Linked DNA regions of Homo sapiens: region 1 is linked to region 2. A link is an interaction called in ENCODE POLR2A ChIA-PET data of the cell type or tissue named here. Cell type or tissue: HepG2. All regions are shown on one strand. Links, peaks and the distances in the headings refer to the core of each region. The heading gives the core; the rest is flanking DNA. Region 1 has its middle 16 kb from the start of TCF7. Region 2 overlaps VDAC1 (voltage dependent anion channel 1).

What was found. Peaks named below come from ENCODE experiments on the same cell type or tissue, not always from the same donor. Only the 100,000 strongest peaks of a DNase experiment are listed, where the experiment ranks them.
Region 1: POLR2A ChIA-PET joins it to region 2 with 14 read pairs; 2 of 35 experiments call an interaction of 5 or more read pairs at or near these places.

What each region holds. Positions count from the first base shown.
Region 1 is chr5:134,094,344-134,102,668 of GRCh38, reverse strand. It overlaps a transcript of VDAC1 not described here. Among named protein-coding and RNA genes, the nearest start is that of TCF7, 16 kb to the left of the region's middle. RefSeq lists enhancers at 337-631, 1,019-1,068, 212-1,179, 1,983-2,232, 2,243-2,362 and a silencer at 3,017-3,311. In HepG2, for the core only: CTCF peaks have their summits at 500 (motif pointing left) and 3,145; DNase peaks (open chromatin) are centred at 488, 3,019 and 3,818; H3K4me3 peaks cover 1,287 bases.
Region 2 is chr5:133,972,687-133,981,011 of GRCh38, reverse strand. VDAC1 (voltage dependent anion channel 1) reads left to right here. Exons shown (of 9, transcript NM_003374.3): 6 at 56-283; 7 at 4,991-5,141; 8 at 7,164-7,221; 9 at 8,150-8,325. The coding sequence ends at 8,241. Among named protein-coding and RNA genes, the nearest start is that of C5orf15, 8.2 kb to the right of the region's middle. RefSeq lists a silencer at 6,648-6,848. In HepG2, for the core only: a CTCF peak has its summit at 948 (motif pointing right); DNase peaks (open chromatin) are centred at 2,949 and 3,381.

The sequences.
Region 1 (8,325 bases), core at 19-8,018, 120 kb before region 2:
GAGACAGAGTTTCACTTTTGTTGCCCAAGCTAGAGTGCAATAGCATGATCTCGGCTCACCACAACCTCCACCTCCCGGGTTCAAGCGATTCTCCTGCCTCAGCCTCCCGAGTAGCTGGGATTACAGGTTTGCGCCACCACGCCTGGCTAATTTTGTATTTTTAGTAGAGACGGGGTTTCTCCATGTTGGTCAGGCTGGTCTCGAACTCCCGACCTCAGGTGATCCGCCCACCTCAGCCTCCCAAAGTGCTGGGATTACAGGCTTGAGCCACCGCGCCAGGCCTAATATTATTTTTAAAATGCAGGTGGAAATAAAAGCTTTGGGGTGGGGGGGGTAGAGGGTGGGGGGATGGGCTGGGGAGTCTGCTCCATTCAGACCACGAGTGCACTCACTGCACTGGCCCCGGATGACCCTGTGGCCCGTTCCTCAGCCTCCTCCCCTCTCAGCCCAGGCGAGGCCCAGAGTCCCCCCAGAGCGGCGGGGGCTGCTCACAGACCCCCCCTGGTGGCTGGATTTGGAAGGGGCCGTGCCTCTCAACTGCAGGAGTGGGAAGTAACCAGGGTGATGTTTGGACCCGGGACCCTCAAAAGGAAACCGCTCCCCTGTGCCTCCCATCACAGCTGCTGCCGCTGAATAGTGGAGGATGGGCATGCAGTCTCGTTCCAGTCACCAGGGAGCTGCGACAGCGTTCTCGCCTGGACTCCGAAGCTGGCCTACTGGCCAGCATGTTGGTTCCCATGACTCCTAGAAGGGTGTCTCTTGGAATGAAGTCTCTAACACGGGGCCTAATGGGAGGGTCAGGCTGCATCTGAGCCCTGGCAGCTGCTCAGCAGTTCTGAAACTCCTGCTGGAGCCCCACATCAGTGTTGGTGACAGCTGTGACACACAGCTGACGAGGACCCCAGTGAGGGATGGCACAAGGTGTCCCTGAGAGTGATCCAGCAGTCAGGAGTCCCGACCCTACCCTGACACAGCTACTCAGGCTGGTGGGATAATAGCAATAACAATGGTGACAGGAACAATGTTAACTCACATTTACGGATTACCTCCTGTGCCGACGCCGGTGAAGCTCACAACAGCTCACAGGCCAGGACTCTTTTTTTTTTTTTTGAGACAGAGTCTCGCTCGGTCACCCAGGCTGGAGTGTGGTGGTGGATCTCGGCTCACTGCAACGTCAGCCTCCTGAGTAGCTGGGACTACAGGCATGCACCACCACGCCCGGCTAATTTTTTTGTATTTTTAATAGACATGGGGTTTCACCATGTTGGCCGGGCTGGTCTCGAACTACTGACCTCGGGTGATCTGCCTGCCTCGGCCTCCCAAAGTGCTGGGATTACAGGCGTGAGCCACCGCGCCTGGCCAATCCTGTGTTTCTTAATTAACAGCATCATCTTCTAGGTGAGAGAATTAGGGGCTCGGAGAAAGGAAGTGCCCAAGGTCAGGCCCCTGGAAACTGAGAGGAGCAGGATTTGAAGCCATGCTGGTCCCTTGAGGGTGGCAGAAAATCCAGACATGTGTCAGGAGCTGAAGGTGGCCTTCGTCAAGGACTTCAGGGCATCCTGCCATCACAGAGAATGTCTGGTTTCCGTTGGGATTACTCCTTGCAAGCAACAGAAATCAGCTCTGGTGGTCTTGCAGAATAGTTTGCTGCATGTGTATGGGTAGCTCAGAGAATGGATCAGAAGGAGGAAGCCAGGCCAAGAAAAATATGAGCATGGAGCCCTGGGGCCTGCAAGGCAGCAACTGCTCCCAGGTCCAGTTCCAGCTCTGCCCCTGGGATGAATCCACTTCTGCCTCTTTCTCTGCTTAGATGTAATTTCTGAGCCCAAGAACCCAGAGAGAAAGTCAAGGGGCCTGGCTGAAGTGCCATGGCCCCTGCCCATCCTGGATGGGAGGCACAGCACTTTCTTGGAGGGTTCTAGAGTGCTGGGCCATGGCCAGGGCTTTTTAAAGGAGTGAAACAGAGAGGGAGCTGGAGGGGATTCCCCGACGGAGTCTCGGCCGGCTCTGGTTTTTCACACTGTAATTCTGCTTCTGGTCCTTGGTGTGAGTCACATGTGAAAGTACCTTGTTTTGCTAGGCCTGCGTCTGCTGCTGCCACCCCCTTCACAGGAGCTGCTACCTCTAGGCAGGAGGCTGCAGGCTGGGTCCCAGGCTGCAGGGAGCCCAGATCTAGATCACAGGCAGGACCCCCTGTCTGTCACGGGGTGCCGCGGTTGTGGGAATAAAGTATTAGAGACTGTAATCTTGGGGCTAAGCACTGGGGGAATTTTCCATTCTTTGCATCGTATGCAAATCAAATGTGAATGTATGTAAATGAGGGGGATACTCTCAAAGCTTAATGCCTGGGTAAGATTAGAAAGGAAGGTAGCTCTGGCTGGTTTGTGCCTCCTCTGCCCTAAAAATATTTAACCCCAGCTTGCTTTCAGGGAGAGCCCTGACTGCCTCCTCCTCCTGGAGACCAGCCCAGGCCACTGCTAGGGTCTATACTCCTGGCACTTAGTACTCCCTGAGGGGCCTCCACTCCTTGTGAGAAGGAGGTGGGGCATCAAAGCTAGATTAACAAATAAAAAGCATCCTGCTGCTTCTGTTTTCTCTGCCTGTGCCTATGCACAGGGCCAGCCACATAAGGCTGGGCTCACAGGGCGTGTTTGGATTGACCCCATACCAACCAAGGGGCCAGGCTGTACCAGCGAGGCCTGGGGAATGTGGGATGGACCCCTTCCCACTCTGTCTCAACCCTGGGCCTGGACGATAGGTTCTGGGGAGATAAAGAAGGTAGTTGGGGCCAGGCATGGTGGCTCTCACCCACAATCCCAGCACTTTGAGAGGCCGAGACTGGAGGATTACTTGAGTCCAGGAGTTTGAGACCGGCCTGGGCAACTTAGGGAGACCCTGTCTCTACAAAAAATAAAAACAAAATTAGCTGGGGATGATGGCATGCGCCTGTAGTCCAGCTACTTGGGAGGCTGAGCTGGGAGAATTGCTTAAGCCAAAGAGGTCAACGCTGCTGCGTGTTGTGATTGCACCACTGCCCTCTAGCCTGGGTGACAGAGCAAGATCCTGTCTCAAAAAGTAAAAGTTAAAAAAAGAAGGTGGTTGAGAAAGGTGAGAAAGGCTGCCTCCAGGAGGCCGTGCAGCATGTTCATTATGACTCCCCAGACGTGATGCTCTGACCCTCTGCAGCTGTGCCGGACTGCGCCAGGCTGGTCAGATAAGGAGCATGAGCCAGAGGAGGAAGTGGAAAGGAAGCGGGTGAGAGGGACCCCATGGGCTCCAGCCTCCTCTAGCATCCCCAAACGGCACCTTTAGGGCCCTGAGAAGCAGAGGGGCTTTCTGGGAATGTAAAAGGCTGGTCCCATTGAAGAGCAGTTCTGCAGTGACAGAGGGTAAGCCGGAGCCACCCTCCCCAAGCCAGACCCAACCAGATGCTGGCTTTTTTTGATGGCCTAAATCACAGTCCACCCAAAGCCCTACTTTTAAGAGTCTGTGCTCGACCTGAAGCACACAGGCTGTGAGCTGGTAAGTTTCAATGAGTCCTGCCTTTCCTGCCTGTCCACCTCTCTGCCCGCCTTCCTTCTCTCCTACAGTGTCTCTCTATGAGTCTCCGTTTCTCCTCTGTGTCAGAATTTTACCCAGTATTTGTGCAGCCCCAGCGGCGCCTGGTCTCCCTTCTCATTGCTCCTTCAGGATCAGAGCCTGGAGTCCAGCCTGGCTTGCCCACTGCTCCTGAACAGGTTCGGCCTTCAAAATTACAGGCCTTCAAACATGACTTTGGATCTGGTGCAGCTGAGCTGGTTTGTTTTCCTACCCATTGTGGACTAGAACTTGGACCTTTTGCACTTTGCTCCCTCCCCAGGTGACTCAACCCTCTGGGAGGGCCCCTCAGGGTAAGAGTAGGAGCTGGACTTGCCCTGGTCACCGTGGCCTTAGTCCCCTCACTTGTGCAGGCTGCAGACAGCCCCAAGGAAAAGATCAGGCCCAGCTCATGCAGAAGGCCTAGAGGCCTGGGGCCAAGGGTCTTCATGTTATAAAGATGGAGCTGGTGGTCAGGGCCACCAGGACACCACCACCTGTCCAGGAGGTTGAGAGGGGAGCATTGTCAGAGGTTAGCAGAGGACTGGTCTGAAAGAAAGGAATCCTTGGCCGGGTGTGGTGGCTCACGCCTGTAATCCCAGCACTTTGGGAGGCTGAGGCAGGCAGATCACCCGAAGTCAGGAGTTTGAGACAAGCCTGGCCAATATGGTGAAACCTTGTCTCTACCAAAAATACAAAAATTAGCCGGTCATGGTGGTGGGTGCCTGTAATCCCAGCATGGTGGTGGGTGCCTGTAATCCCAGCTATTTGGGAGGCTGAGGCAGGAGAATTGCTTGAACCTGAGAGGTAATGGAGGTTGCAATGAGCTGACATCGTGCCACTGCACTGCGGCCTGGGTGACAGAGCAAGACTCTGTCTCAAAATAATAATAATAATAATAATAATAATAATAATAATAATAAGCAGGGCATGGTAGCTCACACCTGTAATCCCAGCATTTTGGGAGGCTGAGGCTAGTGGATCCCCTGAGGTCAGGAGTTTGAGACCAGCCTAGGCAAAATGGTCAAACCCCGTTCTCTACTAAAAATACAAAAATTAGCCAGGCGTGCTGGCAGGCGCCTGTAATCCCAGCTACTCGGGAAGTTGCGGCTGGAGAATTGCTTAAACCTGGGAGGCAGAGGTTGCAGTGAGCCGAGATCTTGCCGTTGCACTCCAGCTAGGCAACTAGAGCGAAACTCTATCTCAAAAAAAAAAGAAAGAAAGAAAAAGAAAAAGAAAGGAATCCTTGTGTTGGCAAGACTTGTACTGTGAGGGTCCCAGTGGAAAAACCTTCAGAACCTTGAGCTGCAGTTGCAGGCAAAATTAGACGTCTGGCTCCTTCTATGTCTGTGGGCCTCATTTTGAGAAAACACACACTCTTCTATTCTCCCCGCCACGTCCAGAGGAGCATTTTCACCACCTTCACCAGCAGCCCCTCCACCGTGGGTGAGGGCTGCGGGACCAAGCACCTTCCAGCCATTGAAATGACCTCTACAGGGTGAACCGAGGTGGCCGAGGGCTTCCAGGAAGAGGCTCCCCTACGCCTGTGCTCATCTGTGATCAGGAAACATGCCCTCACCATTTCAACAACCAAAGGCTTTTTGAAAGAGTTTTGTGTTGTGGCTGTTCTGGATGAAGTTCTTGATGATCTAATTTTAAAAACCTTTTTTTCCCTGGACCCTCTGTGAGTTGCCATAGAGATAAGTTAGAGGCAAACAGAGCTAATGAGCTTGGTTGGGTCTTTTGTGTTCCTGAATGTTTTCCATTCTGAGTCCTTAACATGTAATTAGACAGATTATTTAGTGAGGAGTTTTTCTTTTATTGTAAATTAATTTCAAAACCAAGTTCTGAGGTTAAATAATGATTGTATTTGTTAATCAATCCAACCTGGGTTTCCTTCCAAAAGAAAACAGGGTACTATTATCAAAATGTTGGAAACAGGATGTTTGAGACTGTGGGGTTCATTAATTGCAGTGATGTGAAGGGTCCTGACAGCACTAATGCTGATATCTTTTTATGAGACAGGCATGTGCTTTGAGAGAGGCAACACTGGAGACGCTGGTAGGGATGTGCGCTGGGACCACGAGTCTCTAGCAATAGGCTAAGTCCCAGGAAATCCACGGCTTCCCCAGAGGGGGCTGCAAGCCCCTTAGCTAGGCCTTCGTTTGCCTGCTGGAGAGCCCATAACTGTCCATCTAAAGATGGGGCTGGTGCGGTGGCGTATGCCTGTAATTCCAGCACTTTAGGAGGCGGAGGCAGGCAGATTGAACTCAGGAGTTCAAAACCAGCCTGGGCAACATGAAAAACCCTCTCTCTACATAAAATACAAAAATTAGCCAGGTGTGGTGGCACACACCTGTAATCCCAGCTACTTGGGAGGCTGAGGTGGGAGGATCACTTGAGCTCAGGAGGTGAAGGTTGATCACGCCACTGCACTCCAGCCTAGGTGACAGAGTGAGACCCTGTCTCAAAAAAAATAAAAAAAAGAAGAAGAGAAAAGAAAAGAAAATATAGATAAGCATAGAAAGGGGGAAGGCAGGGGTGTGAGAGCAGATCATCCTTAGTTGGCTAGATAAAGGAGAGATCGTGTGGCCCACAACCCCCTTCCCCAAGACTGGGATTGGATAATGCTGAGAGCCCTGGCAGAGACAGCTCCTAGAAGCTGCCCTAAATCCTGCAGCCGGGGCTGCTCAGTCAAGCTGTGGGCCCGGTCCCTGGCTGGGGGCAGAGGCAATCTTTTAGATGCCTTGTCACCTGGCATGGAGGGTGAGGGCACTCTGGGACTGGGACTCCACAAAGGAGCACTGGAGAGAGGAGCGCAACTCCTCCCTTCCCTCTTCCAGGACTCATTGCCCTCGGCAGTGTCAGTGGGGCCTGGGGAGGGCTGAGGAGGAAGCCCCTAGGAGGGAACCAAGGCGGGGGAGTCAGGGGCTGCCCCGCACAATCCCGGGCCCTGGGGAAAGGAAACACGCACTTCCTTGCAGTTTCAGTGAAACTCCTCTGGCACGCGGGATAGAGTCTGACTCGGTGGCTGGCGCCCATGGCTTATCGGTCTCAAGGGAGCTTGGTTCTCAGATTCTGAAGCTGAGAGCGGGAGGGTGAAGCTGGTTTGGCTCTTTCCTAGAATTTCTCTATGGCTCTGGGCTTGTCTCCCAGCCTCTCTAGAAGCTAGACAAGCACCATTCCTCCAGAACTTTCTGCAGTGATGGAAATTGTTCTCTGTGTTGTCCAGTACAGTAGCCACTAGCCACATGTGGCCATTGAGCATTTACAGTGGGGCTGGTGTGACCGAGGAACTGCACTTTACGTTTGATTTAGTTGCAGTGAATTTAAATGTAAATAGCCACGTGTGGCTGGTAGCTGCTAAACTGGGCAGTGCAGTCCTAGAGTCCTGCGCCTCAGCTCGCCTCTCCCAGCTCACTAGGATCATTGGGCAGTGGGAGGGGATGGCAACGTTAGGTATAGAGGAAGGCCACCCAAGGATTCCAATAAACCCCAGTCTTGTGATAGTCTATGAGAAAAAGTTAGATTACATCTGGCAAACAGTCCACTCTGTCTTCCTCTTGGATTTATTTATTTATTTATTTATTTATTTATTTATTTATTTACTGAGACAGAGTCTCACTCTGCTGCCTAGGCTGGGGTGCAGTGATGCAATCATAGCTCACTGCAGGCTCAATCTCCTGGGCTCAAGCAATCACCCCACCTCAGCCTCCTGAGTAGCAGGGACTATAGGCACGAGCCACCATACCCAGCTAATTTTAAAAATTTTTTGTAGAGATGGGATCTCCCTGTAGTGCCCAGGCTGGTCTCGAACTCCTGGCATCAGATGAGCCTCCTGCCTCAGCCTCCCAAACTGCTGGGATTATAGGTGTGTGTTATTGTGCCCAGCCTCCTCTTGGATTTTTGAGACGTATATTTGCATGTTAAATAAAGGCACTGAGATATTCTGCTTAGAAAACAACCGTTTTATTTAATCTCAAATTTTCCAAATGTATTTGACCACACCACCTTTTTTTACATGGCACGTCTATTGGCATTTTGTGGAGTTCCCCTTGGGAAATGCTAGAAAAGGAAACTGGACATGTGGAGGAACTGATGCTCCCAAATGGGGTGACTCTTGGGTTCTGCAGCATGTACGTGGGAAACTCAGAGTTCTTGGTTAAATTGAAGACATTTCCTTGGGTTTCCCCAGGCCTTTGCAGTCTGGGCAGGAGCCCAGCAGTGGCCCTGGCAGCCCCATCAGTGTGTACTTTGCCCTGGACATGGCAGCTGTGGGGCCCAGGGCAGCTCCTCCCTACTCTGCAGGCTGCTCGTTGGCATTAGGGCCTCTCACTGGGGAGCACAAAGGCAGCTGCCCCATTTCATGTCTTTTTTTTTTTTTTTTTTTTTTTTTTGAGACGGAGTCTCACTCTTCACCCAGGCTGGAGCGCAGTGGCGCGACCTCAGCTTACTGCAAGCTCCGCCTCCCGGGTTCACGCCATTCTCCTACCTCAGCCTCCCGACTAGCTGGGACTACAGGCGTCCGCCGCCACGCTCGGCTAATTTTTTGTATTTTTAGTGGAGACAGGGTTTTATCGTGTTAGCCAGGATGGTCTCGATCTCCTGACCTCGTGATCTGCCCGCCTCGGCCTCCCAAGTGCTGAGATTACAGGTGTGAGCCACCGCGCCCGGCCATTTCATGTCTTTTCATTCTGTTGCTCCTCTAACCGACCAGAGTTTGATATGGAAGAAACTCTGTCGTCGTTC
Region 2 (8,325 bases), core at 49-8,048:
CTTGCATTTCAAGGTGAGTTAGCTTCTGATCTTAATATAACTTATTTTCCTTCAGGAAAAAAAATGCTAAAATCAAGACAGGGTACAAGCGGGAGCACATTAACCTGGGCTGCGACATGGATTTCGACATTGCTGGGCCTTCCATCCGGGGTGCTCTGGTGCTAGGTTACGAGGGCTGGCTGGCCGGCTACCAGATGAATTTTGAGACTGCAAAATCCCGAGTGACCCAGAGCAACTTTGCAGTTGGCTACAAGACTGATGAATTCCAGCTTCACACTAATGTGTAAGTGTACATGGGGGCAGCAGGGTGGGAGGGGTGGGGTTGGAGCATGTGTGGTAAGGGGATTGCTTTTCACTGTTTTTTTTTTTTTTTTTTTAAGAAAGCCCAGTTTTTAACCACTGTAAAGTGAGTTTGTTGGCATTAGATGAGCCACATGGCCTGCTGCTATCTTTTGTTTCCCACCTACCCATTTCCTGGAGTGTCTTAGATCCTTTCCACTCTGTGAACAGTATATATTGCCACAGGTACACAAAGTGGCTGATTAATTACAGCAGGGACATGGTGTCAGTCCAGAGCGTGTCCATTCCCTGCAGTTTTTGTTTTAGTTAACAAAACAGCTCTCTTTCTCTGTCTAATGCCTGAGGATTAGCCTGCTGGGCTTGATGACATGTAGACATGGTAGACAAATTTAGGAGCTGATTATCTCAGTTACAAACTATCTTCTCTGTACAGTGAAGCATGTAAAAGTAACTATTGGACAGTATGGTGAAGGGAAACAGTGATTATAGGTTAGGAGAGAGCCCCTTGAGAATTGAAGTAGATTGATGATTTAAGTTAAGGGAAACACATTTCATTCATGAATCTTGTTTTATCCATAAACCTTGTTTTATTTAGTTTCATGAGGAATTAACCTGTGACAGGCACAAGCTGGGTGCAGAGTTACCATGTTTATTTCTTTCCACTAGAGGTCACTAAAGAAGTAACTTCTTAAACTTAAGGCAAATCAGTGATATTAATGTGTAAACTAATATTTCCATTAATAAATTTTTTGAGGAATTTTTATCATTAATTTGGAATCTGTTACAGCTAAAAAGTCACAGGAAAACTATAGAGATGGACAATCTAGTGGTTGGCAGGGGGCGGGGAGGGTATGACTACAAAGCAGTGACTGAGGGAGTTTCGGGGAGGGAACTGTTCTATATTCTGACTGTCGTCATGGTTACATTAATCTGTGTACGTGTGTTAAAATTCGTAAAAATGTATACCAAGAAAATATCCATTTTGGCCGGGCGTCGTGGCTCACGCCTGTAATCCCAGCACTTTGGGAGGCCGAGGCGGGTGGATCACGAGGTCAGAAGTTCAAGACCAGCCTGGTCAAGAAGGTGAAACCCCATCTCTACTAAAAATACAAAAATTAGCTGGGCGTGGTGGCGGGTGCCTGTAATCCCAGCTACTTGGGAGGCTGAAGCAGGAGAATCGCTTGAACCTGGGAGGTGGAGTTTGCAATGAGCCGAGATCACGCCACTGCGCTCTAGCCTGAGCAACAGAGCAAGACTCCGTCTCAAAAAAAAAAAAAAAAAAAAAAAGCAAAGAAAATATCAATTTTATTATATGTTTAATTAAGAAGAGGTGAAACATACTAAAAAGCTATAGGAAACATACCACATGCATAGAAATGTTTTTGAACGTAGAATTCTGATTGGCATGGGAAGTGTTTTCCTTGGTTTGAAATTGGGCATTGGCACCAATTCTTCAGTACCAATTCTAGGAGGAACAATGGCTGTTAGCCATTTCCCCCACATATCTGAGCTTCAGCATTTTAAATAAGCAACAAGTGGGTATGGTTTATTTTTGGAACCAGCGTGAAGGCAGCTGACACAACTCATCTGGGTTGCCCTGGTGCTTGCAGGGGCCCAAATGCATAACAGAAATTCTTTGTGCTTCATATAGATGAATTTGAACAGTTCCACCTGTGTATTTATTTATTTATTATTATTATTTTTTGGTGACAGGGTCTCACTCTCTCACCCAGGCTGGAGTTCAGTGGCACGATCTCTGCAGCCTCCACCTCCCGGGATTAAGTGATACTCCCACCTCAGCCTTGCAAGTAGCTGGGACTACAGGTGCATGCCACCACACCTGGCTAATTTTTGTATTTTTTGTGGAGGCAGGATTTCGCCATGTTGCCCAGGTTGTTCTTGAACTTGTGAGCTCAAGCGATCTGCCCGCCTTGGCCTCCCAAAGTGCTGGGATTACAGGTGTGAGCCACTGCATCTGCCTTCTGTTTATGGTTTTGAAAGCTCTGTACAGGAAGGCAGTATTGTGTTCCTGGTTTTAGGATATTCTGAAAAGTCTGGCCTTTTTTAAAAACATGTAAGCCCAAGAAACTTCCCCATTTGAATATATTACTAAAGTCATTCAAAAATCTTATTTTTGACAGGCTGCTGTTTTATTGTAGCATACTTGGGCTGTCTACAGAAGACAGGATTCTCTGTGAATCAGGCAGTGCCTGGGTCTCCCTGTACTTTCTAGAAGCATAATGTCTGTCTCGCTGAATTTCATGGGGAAACGAAAATTTACAATGTGTGGCTCATACGTGTAATCCTAGCTACTTGGGAGGCTGAGGCGGGAGGATCACTTGAGGCCAGGAGTTTGGGACCAGCCTGGGGAACATAGAAATACTCTGTCTCTAAGAAATTTTTTAAAAATTAGCTGGGCATGGTGGCAACATGCCTGTGATCACTTGAGCCCAGGAGTTTGAGGTTACAGTGAGCTATGATTTTGCCACTGCTCTCCAGCCTGGGAAACAGAGCAAGATCCCATCTTGGGGAAAAAAAAAAAAGAAAATTTAGAATGTATTCTCTGATTTAGGGAGAGTGTCTTGTGAAGACTAGAGTTTTTGTTCTTAGGTCCTGAAGCCCTTTGCTGGATTCCAAAGTACGTGGGCTCTGACTCACAGTTAACCAATGCCATTTCCACTGGAAATGCCCACAATGATGAGGCAGAACTCAGACACTGATTTTATGTTAAAGATGTTTGAGAGGGTCTAGGCAGGCTTGAAGACCATCTGATGCAAGGAGGATGGTCATTCCTTTTTAAAAAATTGCAGCATTAAAATTTTTCTTAATTTTTTTAATCAAAGGAGTCTGAACCCATGGTTGTAAAATCAAACAGTACAGATGGGCCTATGAAAAGCAGTGATTCCAGCCTGCCTCAGCCTGCTCATCCCAGCTCCGCAGTGGCAGCCACTTTAACTGTTTTTGTTTTCTGTGGTTCCCTCCATGGAGAAGGTTGCTTCTGACCAGGCACCAGTATGCACTGTGTGTATAAACAACAATCTGAAAGCAGTAATGAGAGACAGTCTATGATCTGTGCCGACCCCAGCCCGACAGAGGACAAAGTGTAGACTCTGAGCTCTTCGTATGCCTTTTTAGGGGTGGCAGTGACTGCAGAGTTTGTATAGGCTGTTCAGCTGGGTGGGGCAGACTTTCAAATTCTGAGAGCTTAAGCAGGGCCCCAAAAGAGGAAGAGGAGAATTTGAATGACTGAAGAAGGGAAAGGGATATTCCCAGCAACTGGAGTCATTCAGTGTGTTTGTAAGAGAGGAGGGAGCTTGGCCAGCTGGGGTTTCATTCTGAATGTTTTTGAAAGAGGGAGACATTTTATGATGTAGCAAAAAGCTCCCTTTCAAATCCTGCCAGGCTTAGATGTTGCAGCATGGGTGAGGAGTATGCACAGGTGGACGAGATGAATTGTGGATTAAGCTCTTTTGAAGTGCTGCTCCTCCAAGAGGCTGGGTCAGTGCCAACTGTATCTCCCCAGCAGTGGCTGCAGCAGGTTGTGCCAAGGGCTCTAACTTGCCTTCTGAGGCATATGTGCAGCCCCACCTTTCTTGCCATTTCTGGCTGTGTTCTCTTCTCATTTTCTTCTCTTTCCATAACATTTTTTATTTTTACTTTTATTTTTTGAGCCAGAGTCTCACTCTGTCACCCAGACTGGAGTGCAGTGGTGAGATCTCAGCTCACTGCAACCTCTGCCTCCTGGGTTCAGACGATTCTCCTGCCTCACCCCCCCAGGTTGCTGGGATTACAGGCACCTGCCACCATGCCCAGCTAATTTTTATGTTTTTAGTAGAGACAGGGTTTCATCATGTTAGCCAGGCTGGTCTCAAACTCCTGACCTCAAATGATCTGCCCGCCTTGGCCTCCCAAAGTGCTGGGATTATAGGCATGAACCACTGCACCCGGACTTCCATGCCATTTTTCTGGTAGAATCGTTTATAAAAGTAATAACATCAGTAGCAGTAAAAATAAATCACTCAGAATCTCAGTGCTCTACTTGCTGCTTCTTTTTTTTTTTTTTCCTTATAGAGACAGGATCTCGCTCTGTTGCCCAAGCTATATCCTGGGCTCAAGCAGTCCTGCTGCCTCGGCCTCCCAAAATGCTAGGATTACAGGCGTGAGTCACCACGTACCCCCTCTCCCCTGGCTTTTTCTTTTTTTGTTTGAGACAATGTCTTGCTCTGTTGCCCAGGCTGGAGTGCAGTGGCGCGATCTCGGCTTACTGCAACCTCTGCCTCCCAGGTTCAAGCGATTCTCCTGCCTCAGCCTCTTGAGTAGCTGGGATTACAGGCGTATGGCACCAGCCCGGTCAATTTTTGTATTTTTAGTAGAAACAGGGTTTCACCATGTTGGCCAGGCTGGTCTCAAACCCCTGACCTCAAGTGATCTGCCCATCTCGGCCTCCCAAAGTGCTGGGATTACAGGTGTGAGCCACTGTGCCTGGCTAGGTGCCTGTTCCATACTTATCAGACTTCCTGTAATTTAGTACCTGTTTTGTGAAATTTGGTGAACTTCTGACTTCCCTTAATACCAGTATTGGTTCAGTCCATTTCTGTCATCCCTGTCTTCTGGGAGACTTGGGTGGATCTGTCTGGGCTGCAGCTCACCTCCCTGGGAAGCTCAGCATCTGTCCTGTGCTTGTTTGCAGGAATGACGGGACAGAGTTTGGCGGCTCCATTTACCAGAAAGTGAACAAGAAGTTGGAGACCGCTGTCAATCTTGCCTGGACAGCAGGAAACAGTAACACGCGCTTCGGAATAGCAGCCAAGTATCAGATTGACCCTGACGCCTGCTTCTCGGTGGGTATCTGTGGAATCACGCATCTCACAGGCAGGCCCATCTGCTCTTTATGTTGGAATCCTTCAGGTTTGCTGGAGTGCTGTGCTTCAGCTTACTCAAAGTGAGAGATGCTGCTGGGCGCCGTGACTCACGCCTGTAATCCCTGCACTTTGGGAGGCCAAGGCAGGCAGATCACTTGAGGTCAGGAGTCTGACACCAGCCTCGCCAACACGGTGAAACCCTGTCTACTAAAAGTACAAAAATTAGCCGGGCATGGTGGCGTGTGCCTGTAATCCCAGCTACTCGAGAGGCTGAGGCAGGAGAATTGCTTGAACCGGGGAGGCGGAGGTTGCAGTGAGCTGAGATCGTGTCACTGCACTCCAGCCTGGGTGACAGAGTGAGATTCTATCTCAAAAAAAAAAAAAAGACTCCGTCTCAAAAAAACAAAAACAAAGTGAGAGATGTTCTCACTTTGAAAAGAGTGCCAAATGAGTACAGTGATCATACTACTAGTACTTCTTATGGGTACCAGGCACTGTGCAGAGCCTTTTGTGTAGATTACTGTGTTTAATCCCATTTGAAATAGGTGCTTTGGTTTTTTAATCATCTCTGGGTTTTTTTTATTTTTTGTTTTTTTGAGACAAGGCCCAGGTTGGATGCAGTGGTGTAATTGCAGCTCACTGCAGCCTCATCCTCCTGTGCTCAAGTAATCCTGCCACCTCAGCCTCCCAAGTAGCTGGGACTATAGGCACACCAGCATGCCTGGCTAATTAAAAAAAAATTTTTAGTAGAGACAATGTCTCACTCTGTTGCCTGGGCTGGTCTCAAACTCCTGGGCTCAAGCTGTCCTCCCACCTCAACCTCCCAAATGTTGGGATTACAAGGCATGAGCCACCATGCCTGGCCAATCATCTCTGTTTGTTTGTTTTTTTTTTTGAGACGGAGTCTCCCTTTGTTGCCCAGGCTGGAGTGCAATGGCACGATCTCAGCTCACTGCGCAACCTCCGTCCCCCAGGTTCAAGTGATTCTACTGCCTCACCCTCCCATGTAGCTGGGAACACAGGCACCCACCACCACACCTGGATAATTTTTGTGTTTTTAGTATAGACGGGGTTTCACCATGTTGGTCAGGCTGGTCTCGAACTCCTGACCTCAGGTGATCTGCCTGCCTCGGCCTCCCAAAATGCTGGAATTACAGGCATGAGCCATGGCCCCTGGCCAATCATCTCTGTTTTTACAAATGAGGAACTAGAAACTTAGGTGAGTAACTTGCTCAAAGGTACACAGCAGGAAAGTGCTGGGAGCTGGATTTGAACCAGACTGGCTTACTGTTAAGCCTCTTCCATTAATACCAGTTCCTGTTCTATCATGCGGACTGTTAAAAGGGGCACTCTGAAATCTAGGGTTCTAATTGATAATTCCCCCCGCCCCGCCTCACTTTTCATTCTCCTTTTCAGCTCCTGCATTGCATATTAAGAAATCAATAGTCAGTTGGCATCTTGCAGAGTCTCTGGCATTGCTCACAGGCCCTCGAACTACTACACAGTTTTTGCAGTAAATCCTATTGGGCTCATTTCTGTTGTCACAGGGCACTGGCGGCTGTATCTCTTTGGGGTGAAATGAGGGAATCTCATGTTGCAGAATGGTGTCTGTACTGGTTTGTGTAATTTATGGACAGCCCTTTTTAAGTCTCCTAAACTAGAACCGAATTTGGCTCCCTTAACAGCAAGCACTTAAAAACAAGAGAAAAGGAGCCTCATTATTTATATGAGCAAAAGGACACTGGCCCCTAAGAGGCCTTCCTTCTCTCTGCTTTGTTCTTATGAGGGGTGTCAGATCTCAGCACACCCTTTGAACAGAAAGGTATGCACCTAAAATTGATGTATTTTGTATTGAATTTAATGAATCTCATGAACAAGGTGGTCATGAAAAATTTTGATTCTAAAGTCCAAGGTTGGTTGACTAAAAAGCTCTAATTTTGGAGATGGAAGTGCAAAGTATTATACTTAATGTTTTCTCTGTTTTGTCATTTCCTTGATTAGGCTAAAGTGAACAACTCCAGCCTGATAGGTTTAGGATACACTCAGACTCTAAAGCCAGGTATGTGTTGCTTGTGTGTGAAATCGGTTCTTTATCTTAAAAAAATTGTGGTGCTGGTTTGCTGATTTATGTCATTGCTTATAAAATGTTTATATAATACAGTGGGTATATATAAATGGATATATGTAAAGTATAATTAAATGTTTATAAAGGAGTATGGGGTCATTATAAAACATTTGGAGAATATGAGATGTAGCAAGCAGGAGGAAAAAGGCTGAGGCTAACACATATTCTTTGCTATTTTCTTCCATCCTTTTTTCCAGTGTGGACATAATGCTTGATACTTATTTCTGGCAGATTCTCAAAACTAACTTATAAATCAGCCCCACTGTAAAAAGACAAAGAAATAGGAAAAGTGGTTTGCAGGTTTCCTCTGCACAGTTGGCTAGGCCAGTCCACGGCGTATTATAGTTCTAGTGTATAACCACTTTTGAACCCTGGAAATCTAAGACTACCAGCTACTCCCTGAATCAGGTTATTCCAGGGAATGTCAGTTTGTTGTGTGCATCTGTGGATGTACATGCACACTACACATGTGTGTACACTATGAACATGAACATGTAAGACCTTAGGTTGGATTCAGGATTGAGGTTTCATTTAAAGGGATGATTGCCAAAGAAGCTTACTGCATGCTACCAGTGCTATAGACTAATTGTACCAGGGGAACAGTGAGAGGAAAAAGGAAAGTGGGGTTCCAGAAGTAGATTTGGGTAGGCTCTCTGGGCGGTGGGATAATTATAGTTGTTTTATAAGCCCACTGTAGTATGCCTGTTGGTCAGATAGTGCTAAGTAACAAGGATTGAAGGGCCATGTAGTTTGGACCCTGCTGATAATACCTGGAACAGGTTCTGAATTTGGTGTTAATCTTTCTTGTCATTTCTTTCCTCCATTCCTCCTCCTTTCCTCTCCCTCATTTTTCTCCCTGCAGGTATTAAACTGACACTGTCAGCTCTTCTGGATGGCAAGAACGTCAATGCTGGTGGCCACAAGCTTGGTCTAGGACTGGAATTTCAAGCATAAATGAATACTGTACAATTGTTTAATTTTAAACTATTTTGCAGCATAGCTACCTTCAGAATTTAGTGTATCTTTTAATGTTGTATG